2 separate regions of the Homo sapiens genome follow, and region 2 is linked to region 1. Evidence: chromatin loops called from intact Hi-C (ENCODE). Cell type or tissue: IMR-90. All regions are shown on one strand. Links, peaks and the distances in the headings refer to the core of each region. The heading gives the core; the rest is flanking DNA.

The links. A loop is a pair of places that touch in the nucleus more often than their neighbours do. Peaks named below come from ENCODE experiments on the same cell type or tissue, not always from the same donor. Only the 100,000 strongest peaks of a DNase experiment are listed, where the experiment ranks them.
Region 2: it touches region 1 in a loop (8-fold over the local background); 5 of 110 quality-filtered maps call a loop at or near these places.

Annotation. Positions count from the first base shown.
Region 1 is chr15:81,154,343-81,157,260 of GRCh38, forward strand. No RefSeq gene overlaps it. Among named protein-coding and RNA genes, the nearest start is that of CFAP161, 22 kb to the left of the region's middle. In IMR-90, for the core only: a CTCF peak has its summit at 1,477 (motif pointing right); a DNase peak (open chromatin) is centred at 1,489; H3K27ac peaks cover 295 bases.
Region 2 is chr15:81,234,884-81,237,801 of GRCh38, forward strand. The region is part of intron 2 of IL16 (interleukin 16); the gene reads left to right. Among named protein-coding and RNA genes, the nearest start is that of IL16, 39 kb to the left of the region's middle. In IMR-90, for the core only: no CTCF peak of the experiment used is centred there; a DNase peak (open chromatin) is centred at 1,348; H3K27ac peaks cover 492 bases.

The DNA of each region.
Region 1 (2,918 bases), core at 218-2,717:
TCCCAGTCAGTAAGTGAGTTCATCTTTATCACATTTGGTTCCATACCTGGAGGAGGACTCGACTCCTTTCCCATATACAGTAGACATTTTTGCATTCAACCAGATCCAGCAGACATCATTGACTATTTTATACCAGGTCTTGAGGTAGACACTGGGGATCCAGTGGGGAGTAAATGTGTTCCTACCTTTAAGGCTTCCACTGCAGAGAGGGTCAGAAGGGAGATGAGACATTGAAGGAGGTAGAGGGGTCAGAGTGTGGCAGTCTATATTAATATATGGAGCATTTGGGAGCCACCACATATTTTTGAGCAAGGGAGAGATAGGACAGGAAAGGAAGGTTAGTCTGGGAGTGAGGGGTATGAGGTAATTGAAGGAGGTCATTTGTGAGTCTGAAATTACAGTTGGTGAAAGCCCCCAAAGGCTTAAACCTGAGGAGAACAAAGCTGAAGTCTGATTAATGGGTTTTGGCAGATTTTTTTCCCCAATATCCCTTCAAAGGCAAAAAATAATAGAGACACTGTTTTTTCCATTAGTAAATACACTCAACGTCTCCTTATTTGTCTGTAGCTGTTTCAAAAGAAAATAGCTTTGTTTTTAAGAGCAACTGTGTAGGCCCCGGTGTAGCTCATGCCTGTACTCCTAGTACTTTGGGAATTTGAAATCAGTCTGTGCAACATAGAACCCATCTTTACAAAAAATTAAAAAAAATTAGCCAGGTGTGGCGGCACATGCCTGTAGTCCTAGCTACTTGGGAGGCTGAGGTGGGAGGATCACTTGTGCCCAGAAGTTAGAGGTTACAGTGAGCTATGGTAATGACACTGAACTCCACCTTGGGCAACAGAGCAAGATCCTGTCTCAAAAGAAAAAAAAAAAAAAGAACTACAACTATTTATAAGTATTTCTATATTTGATAATAATTCAATATAAATTCAGTTATCTTGAAGACTTGGCGTAAGGAGAGCCTGGCTAAATTACTGGGTTCAATTCCTATGGGGAGATGATGTCGCAGAGAAGTCAATTGGTTAATATATAAGGAACTCCTACAAATGCAAGATAAAACTGTAAACACCCCATTAGAAAAATAAGGCAAAGGCTTAAACTGGCAACTCTAAAAGAAGTAATTCGAGGATCCAATAAACATTTCAAAACATGTTCAAATGAAGACAGCAATGAGATACCATTTTCCTTTCATCTGATTGGATGGCAATGACAGAACCATAGAGTGTCAGAACCTACAAGGACCAGCTGATTTGGCTTCCCCGGTCATTTTACAGGTGAGGAAGATAGGCCCAGATAGGAGAAGGGACCCACCTAAACCCAGGGGTTAGACAGAGGCAAATTCTGAACAGATCCCCCTCTGGTGACAGTGTCTGCTGAGAAGTCGAGACTGATGAACCTTGAAGAGGTTTTGCAACCTGGAAGGAGGCCTGGTTTCTGTCCTGCCAATTTGATCTTGCAGTTTTCCAAAGTGGCCACGAGATGTCAATGTTAATAATGCTAACAAGTCAACACTTGCAGTTGCTCAAATATTGAGCTTATTGCAAAATACGAGGGGGTTTTCAGTTTTCAAAATGTACATTCTAAGAGGGGAAAAACCATAAAAACACTGTGGTCAGAGTATGAATTCAATGTTTTTTGACTTTATAAAGAAAACCGTGTATTAGGCACGTGTAAAACCTGAATAAAACAGCATTCCTAGGGTTTGCGACAAAGGAAGTTCAGGTTAGCCTACAGCCCCTTTGGGACTTTTTATAAACATTGCATCTGGAGCCTGGAGGTCCCTCCAAGAAATTGTACCCTAAACCCCAGGTCCAGGGGTCCTGCATGATGTGCCGAATAGTGATTTCAAAGCCCTCGCTGCTACTTACCATCCTCAGCTAAGCCACTTTGCCCTCGTGAAGCCTCAGTTTTCTCTATAGGATTACTAGCTCCCTCTCAGAGTTGTTTAGAAGATTAAATAGAACGAGACAACGTATTTGAGAGAAGCAGGAGGAGATCATGGTTCTGAGTGCTGGCTCTGGGATCAGACAACTCAGTGTGGACACTGTTCGCTTCCCAGCTGCATGTCTTTGGAAAGTCATTGCACCACTTTGGGCCTCCATTCCTTCATAGGTTAAAAAGAGGGCTAAAATATTACCCATCTCTCAGGCTTCCTGTGCAGATTAAGTGGAGTTGTGTGGTTAAGCACTGAGCATCCTGTCTAGAACTACGTCAATAAGAATAATAATTGTCAAGACTGCTTGGGTCTCTTGTATGTATCTCTGCCTTGCATTGCTGCATTCTAATTTTTAAATATTTGTCTCTCTTCCACTTAACTATGAGCCCCTCAAATACAGATGCTGTGGGTATACACATATGATTTTAATATCCGCATCCCCCATGTTCAGCCCAGGGCTTGGCTCATACTGCTAAATGCTAGTTCTTCCTTCTCCCTCATTTTACAGGTAAATGAAAGCTTGGAGAGGTGGACTGATTTGTCCAGTGGAGCACATGAGTTAGTACTTCCTCTCTTACAGCACTTGTCACTCTGAATTGTATGGTGTGTTTACCTCTGTCTACCATGCTTGACCATAAGCTCCCTGAGGGCAGGAAAACTTATCCCAAGTTATGTCTCCAGGGTTAAAATACCATCATTAGCATAGCTAACATTTATTGAGCACGTACTATGTGCCAGACACTCTTCTAAGCATTCTTTTTCATGCATTAACCAATGTAATTCTCACGTATAACCTGTAAGCCAGGTACCATCATTATCTGAGTTTTACTGGAGTAGAAACTGAGACATGGAGAGATTAACTTACCCAGTGTTGCACAGCTGGTAAGTAGGAGAGCCAGCCACTCTGAATCTGGGGCCAGAACACTTCACCCGTAACTTAACCTCTCAGGCAGAAATCCTTCATGAATTTTTGTTGGCTAGA
Region 2 (2,918 bases), core at 317-2,816, 81 kb after region 1:
GGATGGCCAAGTTCAACTGATTTCTTGGACTCCTCAGAGTTTTCCACTGGAAGGTGATGGTGTAGGAAAAGCCATTTCATGGCTCCTGGCTGCCAGCTAGGATTCTCTTTCTTGTACCACTCTCAGCACTGTTCATCACCACTAGGGGCCATAAATGCATGTATGTGAACACCTGTAGTTCTCTAATCACTGCCCCCATGCCCAGTAAACAGCTACCCTGGTACCTCTCCAGCCTTGAACTGTGCATACCAGTGGTGTGATTCTCCATTGATAGCACAGACCCAGAGAAAAGATAAGGTTGGGGGCTGTGTTAGTCCATTTTGCATTTCTATAAAGGAATACCTGAGACTGGGTAATTTTTAAAGAAAAGAGGTTTATTTGGCTTACCATTCTGCAAGCTATACAAGCATGGGACCAGCATCTACTCGGCTTCTGGTGAGGTCTCAGGAAGCTTTTACTCATGATGGAAGATGAAGAGGGAACAGTTGTGTCACATGGCAAGAGAGGGAGCAAGAGAGAGAGAGGAGATCCCAGACTCTTTTTAACAACCAGATCTCATGTGAACTCATGACCACAAAAAGAGCACAAAGCCGTTCATGAGGAATCTGCCCCCAGTGACCCAAACACTTCCCACTAGGCCCCCCCTCCAACACTGGGGATCACCTTTCAGCATGAGATTTGGAGGAGACAAAACATCTAAACTGTATCAGGGGCACAAGCTCTCCTGATGGAGTCTCATGCCTCCCATTTCTCAATTTCTCTCCAGTTGAATGTGAGCAGGTCACAAAGTAGACCTGGAACCCCATGTTTTACGACACGGTGGAGCACAGAACTGAATGAGACTGGGAACGGCACATAATAATGGCTCTATAAATGTTTGTGAAAGGAGTGGCATTATACCCATAAAAGGGTATAATGAGACCACCCTTAAGGCAGAGAGTCTATTCACATGGCCCAAACTTGCATTTGTTTATTTGAATCAACACATGGCTTTACACTGAATATTGCTTTGGGCATTCCCATTGGGTGGGATATGGAGTTACAGGACACTCGATCTGGAAGAAGGACAGCAGCAGATGAGACCGAATGTGTGGGAGGTCCCCACTTCAGAGCTGCCCTCCTAAAAAGATGTGAAATGCTTTATCCACATGAGAATGACCTCCATAGAGTGGAAAATCTTGCTTTCTTTAAAAATTCAAAGTAATTGGTCAGACAGTGTCACCACTCATATAGCATGACTCAGGATTTGATGAGGTCAGATCAGTCGTCTGAATCTCTGGCATGTGCTGTGGTTGGAGAAAAGGTGGTCAAGGCCTTCCTTCAGCAGACAAAATCCTTTGCTTTGCTGCCTGTGAGCAACTCAGCCTGTGGCTTTGGGGCCTGGGCCTTCTTGGCAAGTGGGAAACCCAATCTTTTGGCTGCCTGCCTCTTCCTGCCGCAGAAGAGCGACTTATGGATGCTGAGAGCAGCCACTGAGAGGGAAGCTTAGGGCTCCATGACTCCCACAGAGCCAGCTGTATCCCCTGAGTGTGTGGGAGGATGAGCAGGGAGGCAAGGGTGGTCCATGTGCAGGAAGCAAGGAGGGGCTGCCCACAGGTATGATTAATCTTCACTTGCTGACTGTCTCCCCAATTCAATGTGATTTCTAGTTGCTGTTTTTATTGCCAGAAAACATTTTGTACTATTCCTGAAAGCTAGTTTTAGGAGTTGGCCTTTTGAATTTCATTAGCTCTGGCAGAACTTCATTTGGTTAGTGAAGAGGTGTTAGGTAGAAAAGAAGAGGAGAATAAGGCCGGGCGCGGTGGCTCATGCCTGTAATTACAATACTTTGGGAGGCTGAGGCGGGTGGATCATCTGAGGTCAGGAGTTCGAGACCAGCCTGGCCAACATGGCAAAAATCCTGTCTCTACGAAATACACAAAAATTAGCCAGGCCTGGTGGTGGGTGCCCGTAATCCCAGCTACTCAGGAGGCTGAGGCAGGGAGAATTGCTTGAACCCGGGAAGTGGAGGTTGCAGTGAGCTGAGATCGCAACCATTGCACTCCAGCCTGGGTAACAGAGGGAGACTCCATCTCAAAAAAAGAAAGGAAACTGGGAAGAAGTAGTAAACCATCTACCTTTCCAACTCTATTTCTCAATACGGCCCTTCATTTGTACATTACAACCCATGTAGGCTTCTCCCTGTCCTTCACATATAACCCACTGGTTACTGCCTCCAAGCCTTTGTCCTTGTGGCTCTCTGCCTGGAATATCTTCCTCACTCTCATCTTTATGAACCCAAGTTTTAGTTATCCTCTAAGGCTCAGCTTCAGTGGAGCATCCGCCATAAATCTTTTCCTGATCCTCCTCTTATCCTGCACCCTTAGTTTCCACCATCCCTGCTTGAAACAACAAACAATTAAGAAACTTACATATTCCCATTGAAGAATGGCAACTAGCTGCAGGTAGGAGGAATTTACTGTAACAATTTGTGTTTCCACCCCCAGTTTAGAAGAATGTCTGAAAAAAGGTTTAAGGCTGCATGAGATTCTATACATCACACACATGTATCATAGTTTATTATTTTAAGATCTTCAAAGTATTTTATTAAATATTGAACATATAAAAATGAATTTGTAAGATGTATACACACTCTAAAAAATAAAGATGCCCTATACACCGGTGTGTCAATTATCAAGTTTAAGAAACAAACCTTACCGTTAACTTTGAGATTATTTGAATGTTCCTACCTGATGCCTTTCCATTCTCACTCCTCTCTAAGGTAACCACTTAATTTTGGGTTATTATTCTCTTGCTTTTCTTTATACTTTATTATACCTGTTTGTATATCTGAATGTTTTATTATTTAGTTCCACTTATTTTTGATTAGCATTTACATGGTGTCTATTTTTTATCCTTTTATTTTCAACCTATTTGTT